Linked DNA regions of Homo sapiens: region 2 is linked to region 1. A link is an interaction called in ENCODE POLR2A ChIA-PET data of the cell type or tissue named here. Cell type or tissue: Panc1. All regions are shown on one strand. Links, peaks and the distances in the headings refer to the core of each region. The heading gives the core; the rest is flanking DNA.

Region 1 (2,786 bases), core at 1-2,500:
CTCGCTCTGTTGCCCAGGCTGGAGTGCAGTATCGTGATCTCGGCTCACTACAACCTCCGCCTCCCAGCTTCAAGAGATTCTCCTGCCTCACCCTCCTGTGTAGCCAGGATTACAGGCACGCACCACCACACCCGGCTAATTTTTGTATTTTTTTGGTAGAGACAGGGTTTTGCCATATTGGCCAGGCTGGTCTCCAACTCCTGACCTCAAGCAATCTACCTACCTTGGACTCCCAAAATGTTAGGATTACAGATGTGAGCCATCGCACCCAGCCTATTTGTTTTTTTTTTTTTTTTTTTTTTTTCCTACGGAGTCTTGCACTGTCACCCCGGCCGGAGTGCAGTGGCACGATCTCGGCTCACTGCAACCTCTGCCTCCTGGGTTCAAGCGATTCTCCTGCCTCAGCCTCCCAAGTAGCTGGGATTACAGGGGTGCACCACCACGCCCAGCTAATTTTTGTATTTTTTTGGTAAAGACGGGATCTCGCCATGTTGGCCAGGCTGGTCTTGAACTCCTGACCTCAAGCGATCCACCCACCTCGGCCTCCCAAAGTGCTGAGATTACAGGCGTGAGTCACCGCGCCTGGCCTGTTGTCATGTTTATTGAACTACTAGGAAGAAAGTTTGGTGGCGTATGAGCTAAAGGCCATGGTCCCTCCTTGCCCTCCAATAAGGCCCTCATTCAGGCATTAGTTCCTAATCTCTGTTCTCAAGCAGCTCACAGGTGAGTGGGAGAAATCTGGACAGATAGAATCCACCATGGTAAATGTTCTGAGGGCAGGCCCCGAGCACAGGATGATCTGTGGTCAGCTAAGTGACCACTCCTAGTTTTGGGCCCCTCGAGGGCAGCGACTGTGTTGAATTTTTCCCCATGCTGCCATGGCCCAGGCAGGCCACACACCCACATTGGATGAGTATCAATGTTTGACTGGTAGACATATGAATAAATAAGGCAGTGACTGAATGAACAAACACCTCATGGCCTAAAGAGGTACATAATTCAAGGAATAAAAGATGGGACCATGAACAGTCAGGAGAGTGAATAGCCAGTGGGGGACCTGTGCAGGAGGGTCGGGCCTTACGATCTGCGGAAGGACAGTGCGGGGCCGAGATCAGGTCTGGATCCTGCGCCAGGCAGCAGGAGTTGGCATGGGGGGCCCAGCAAAGACTCACTTTTGCGTTTCTGAAATTGCCCTTCTTCTTTGCCCCAGTCTTCTGAATGTTTGGTGGAGATATCCTGGGTATGGACTTTTTTGGACATCTGGGTGACACGTGAGCGGATTGTGCTGGAGGACCGAGTCATGCTGTGAGCCGAGCCCCGTGGGTGTGCTACGTGATAGGGGAAGACTCCTGTACGAGAAGCAGCAGGGCCGGGGGCATCGTGAATCAGGCTCCGGGATGTGTGTGGGATAGAGAGTTGGGAAGTGCTCTGGACGTAGTCGCCATGGAGGTAACTGGAATGATACGCGCCGTGGTGGTCTTGGTGCTGATGGTAGTCTCGGTGCCGGTGGGTCTGGTGGTAGTGGTGCTGTGTGTGGTGGGGATGGTCGCCATGGTGGTACTCACTGGGGTGGTGATCACCTTGGTGGTACTCGCTGTGATAGTCAGATATCCCACGCTGGTAGGACCCCACAGAGGAATGAGGGGAAATGGTCTCTCCGTGATGAGGAGACTTTCCATGCTGGTGGGCTTCATGATGACGGGACCTGCCATGGTGGTGGACTTGGTGATGGTGGGGCCAGCCACGGTGGGGGACTTGGTGATGCTGGGACTCATCGTGTTGGAGCCCGCTAAGGTGGGAAGCCTCGCTGTGGTGGAAGGACTCACTGTAGGGATTGGGTCCATGGGGGAGGTAGGACCCACCATGGTGGGAAGCCTCACCGTGGTGGGGCACGCCAGAGGAATAGTGGGATAAATTCTCACCGAGATATTGGGGTCTGCCATGGTGAGACCCCCTATGGTAATGGGAGTCACTCTGCTGATGGAACCCACCGTATTGGGACCCATCATGATGCCTCCTGCCATCACGTTGGAGCTCATCATGGTAGTCCTCACCGTAGGAACGGTGGGAGGGGACGGCGCCTTGAGAGGGAGCCAGACCAAAGCCTGTGGGGCCATGGGCTCTGCCGTGATTCCGTGCCTCGCTGTGGTGGTGAGATTGGTGGACATGGGAGGACAAGGCTTGGTCGTGGAAGTCTTGGAACTCCGGAGGGTGGTGAGATTCACCACGTTGGTGGGGCACGCCGTGATGGTGCAACTCGTAATGGTGGAGAGCTCTGCTGTGGCCTGGCCTGTGGTGTGGGGGTGATGAGTGAGAGCGAAAGAACCTATCTGCGTTATTGGTGTCTGCCTCATTCTGAGCCTTTTCAGGCACTGAGTTTTGATCCATGACTGTGCTGGGAACTCTGGAGCCAAAAGAGCTCAAGACCTGGGCCCAACAGGCCCCGCCTGGATTTCCCTTCTTTCCTGAGCCAAGCTCAATGCAGACTGTGGCACTGGGCTTCCAGAAAGGCCTGACTATTCTCGTGGAACTCTCCCCTCTATGATGTCACCAGCAGGCCAGGGCCTCATTCCCAAATGCCTCTTCCTGGGCTATAGTTCGGAATCAAGAATTATTGTGTCAAACTCCTTCATTGTAAATGAGGAAACCGAGGTCAAGAAAAGGGAAGGACTAGACCAAGGTGACCTCACAGGTCACTGGCAAAGCTGGACAAAGAAGTCCATGGGGGCGCCATGGCTTCATCAGCTACTTTAGCCCTGTTGTTGGAAAGAAAATGGTCCAAGTGG
Region 2 (2,803 bases), core at 76-2,575, 120 kb before region 1:
GCCCCTCCTTCCCTCCCCTGTCGACACGTGCTCGCAGCCCCTCGACAGGAAATGGGCACCTGCAGCCTCCCGGGTGCCCCCCGGCGGGCAGCGGGCGCCGTTAGGGGCTGAGAGTGGGGTCGCGAGAGTCGCCCGCAGCCTGACCCCGCGCACGTCCCGGAACCTCGAGGTCTCTATTCGCCGCATTCGGCAAAGGGATCGAGGGCCGGTCTCCGGGGACCTGGCAGGTTCCACTGCCCGGACCCCCCTGGACTCCCCAGGCCGAGAAACGATAGGGACTTGGCGACGGAGGGGCGAAGGACAGACAGACGGACGGACACGCGGAGGGTCGCAGACCGGGCCGGGACTCCCACCCTGGCCCAGCTGCTCTCCCGACGGATCCCGCCTCCCTCCCGTGTGGGGACCCTCACCCCAGCCCAGACTCCAGATCCCAGGAATTCAGCCCGAAGCGGAGAGACCCTCCTAGCCTTCGAGGCGACCACCCTAGGCGCCCACGCCCCTTCTGAAGCAGGGTGGACGCAGAAGTCAGAGGTGGGCAGGAGGAGAGAAAGCGGGCACGGAGACGGAGGGACGGACGCGGACGGCGAGGGAGAAGGGGGCGGCTGGGAGAAGGGGAGTTCGCGGGTCTCTGCTGCCCGCTGCGCGGTGGGGGCAACTGGCCCCGGACGGCGAGGGGCAGGATCCTCGCCCCAGCCCCCAGCCCGGCCCCGACTCCGGTTCCCCGCTCCAGTCCCGGAGCGTGCGGGAGTTGACCCCGGCCTCCCACGCGCGGTCCTCCCGTGGGACCACCGGCGTCGGGCCCCACTCACCTGCTGGGCTGCCTGCGCTGCGGCCGGGGGCTGCGCGGGGCCGCCGTACCCGCCGCCGTTCCCGGAGCTCGGGCCGGGTTCCCCGAAGTCTCGGAACATGCCCGGGGCTGGCGGCTCTGCGGGGTACACGGCTGCTGGGTTCTGACTCACCCGCGCCGTGCGGAGTCTTTTCTTTTTATGAATGAAAAGTTCTCGGGCTGAACCACTGCGACCGCGGGGGGTGGGGGCGTTGCAGCGGCGCGGTCACCTCCAGGCTCCACCCCCGAGACGCGCCGCCTTGGCCCGTCGGTCCCGAACTTGGCGACGCCTCCCCAAGTCCGGCTGCAGCCTTTTCACCGGGATGGGCCCGGCTCGGCGTTCCCCGGAGGCTGCGGGCCCGCCCCCCTGACGTAGCTGCCCATACATGGTGTAACTTCCTCGCCGCGCCCAGGTGGAGCCCCGGGTTCCCCTGCGGACTGACGCACCTGCCAGAGCCCGCGCCCCGCCCCAGCCCTCTCGAGGCCTGGGCTAACCTCCGTTTCTGCTCCCACAAAATAGCACGAAAGAATCACATCTCTAGGAGCCACGCCAACCGCCACCCAAAGCTTCGTGGAGTGAGGTCTTTCCACTGGCCTTGTTTTAAGGCTTCGAGTATATGAAAAGTGAATAAATGACAAACCAGGGTTACAAAAATGGTGGCATATTTTATTTTACTTTATATTTTTGAGACCGGGTCTCTGTCACCCAGGCTGGAGTGCAGTGGCTCGATCTCGGCGCACTGCAGGCTCAACTTCCTGAGCTAAAGGGATTCTCCTGCCTCAGCGCCCCCTCCAAGTAAGTGGGACTACAGGCGCGCGTCACCACACCCAGGTAATTTTTGTGTTTTTTGTAGGGATTGGGTCTCGCCGTATTGCCCAGGCTGGGTGGTATATTTTAAATGTTTGCGATAAGGTAATGCTTTGAACTAACCCCACATAAAATGCAATATAATAGTATTACTCAGGATAATTTCAGGAGCTATAACGAGTTTTAATTCAGGGCCACTACAGGTGTCCTGAGGTCTGATAAACGCCATCTTCATTACGGTCAGTGCCTTTCGGAGGCTTGTGGCCACCAGACTTGTTTGGAGAGTATGTCAAAGGTGAGTGAATGTGAGGCAGGTATCATCCTCATCTCTGTTTTACAGATGGGGAAACTGAGGCTGGGAGATGCTGAAATGAATTGCTTGAAGTCGCTAAGTGAGTAGCTGGCACAGGTTGCCAAGTCACAGCCGTGGGCACTCCAAGCCCAGGCTCAGCCAAGATTTTCAAAGCCCTTACACCTTCACAGACACCTTGTCGCACATCCAGAATGTTAGTGCTGGGCACCATCCCAAAGCTTCTCTCTGATTACTTCCATCATAGATGAGGAAACTGAGGCCCAGATGGAGTACTGAGCTGTCAGTTGTCACACGACTACAGAAAGAGGGCTGGGGCCAGGTGTGGTGGCTCATGCTTGTAATCCTAGCACTTTGGAAGGCCAAGGCAGAAAGAACCATTTGAGACCCCATCTCTACAAAAAATTATAAAATTTTCTGGACATGGTGGTACGCCTGCCTTGTGGTCCCAGCTGTTCTGGAGGCTGAGGCGGGAGGATGGCTTAAGCCAGGGAGGTTGAGGCTGCGGTGAGCTGTGACTGCGCCACTGCAGTCCAGCCTGGGGGACAGAGCAAGACTCAAAGTAAATAGATCAAGAGAGGGCTGGGCTCTCCTGCTTCTCCATCGGTCCTTCCATTTCATCAGCTCTAGCTTTGCCCTCTGGGCTACTTTCCTTGGGAACACAGGCCAGAAGCCTGTGGGTGCACTCAGGACTTAGAGCCAGGAAGTCCAGATTGCCCCTGGGGTTCTAGTCCCAGAGCTACCATTTTCTGTCTGTGTGACACTGGGCAGGTCACCTTCCTTCAACTGGGCCTCCCTGCTGATCTCACAGAGCTGTTGTGGGATCAAGTGAGATCACAGATGTGAAAATGCTTTGTAA

The links. Peaks named below come from ENCODE experiments on the same cell type or tissue, not always from the same donor. Only the 100,000 strongest peaks of a DNase experiment are listed, where the experiment ranks them.
Region 2: POLR2A ChIA-PET joins it to region 1 with 16 read pairs; 12 of 35 experiments call an interaction of 5 or more read pairs at or near these places.

Annotation. Positions count from the first base shown.
Region 1 is chr11:66,023,992-66,026,777 of GRCh38, forward strand. It overlaps CATSPER1 (cation channel sperm associated 1), which reads right to left and starts at 2,488. Exons shown (of 12, transcript NM_053054.4): 1 at 1,173-2,488. The coding sequence starts at 2,388. In Panc1, for the core only: no CTCF peak of the experiment used is centred there; no DNase peak of the experiment used is centred there.
Region 2 is chr11:65,899,432-65,902,234 of GRCh38, forward strand. FOSL1 (FOS like 1, AP-1 transcription factor subunit) reads right to left here and starts at 957. Exons shown (of 4, transcript NM_005438.5): 1 at 810-957. The coding sequence starts at 908. RefSeq lists silencers at 1-55, 21-140, 749-1,348. In Panc1, for the core only: no CTCF peak of the experiment used is centred there; a DNase peak (open chromatin) is centred at 1,110; H3K4me3 peaks cover 2,415 bases; H3K27ac peaks cover 1,961 bases.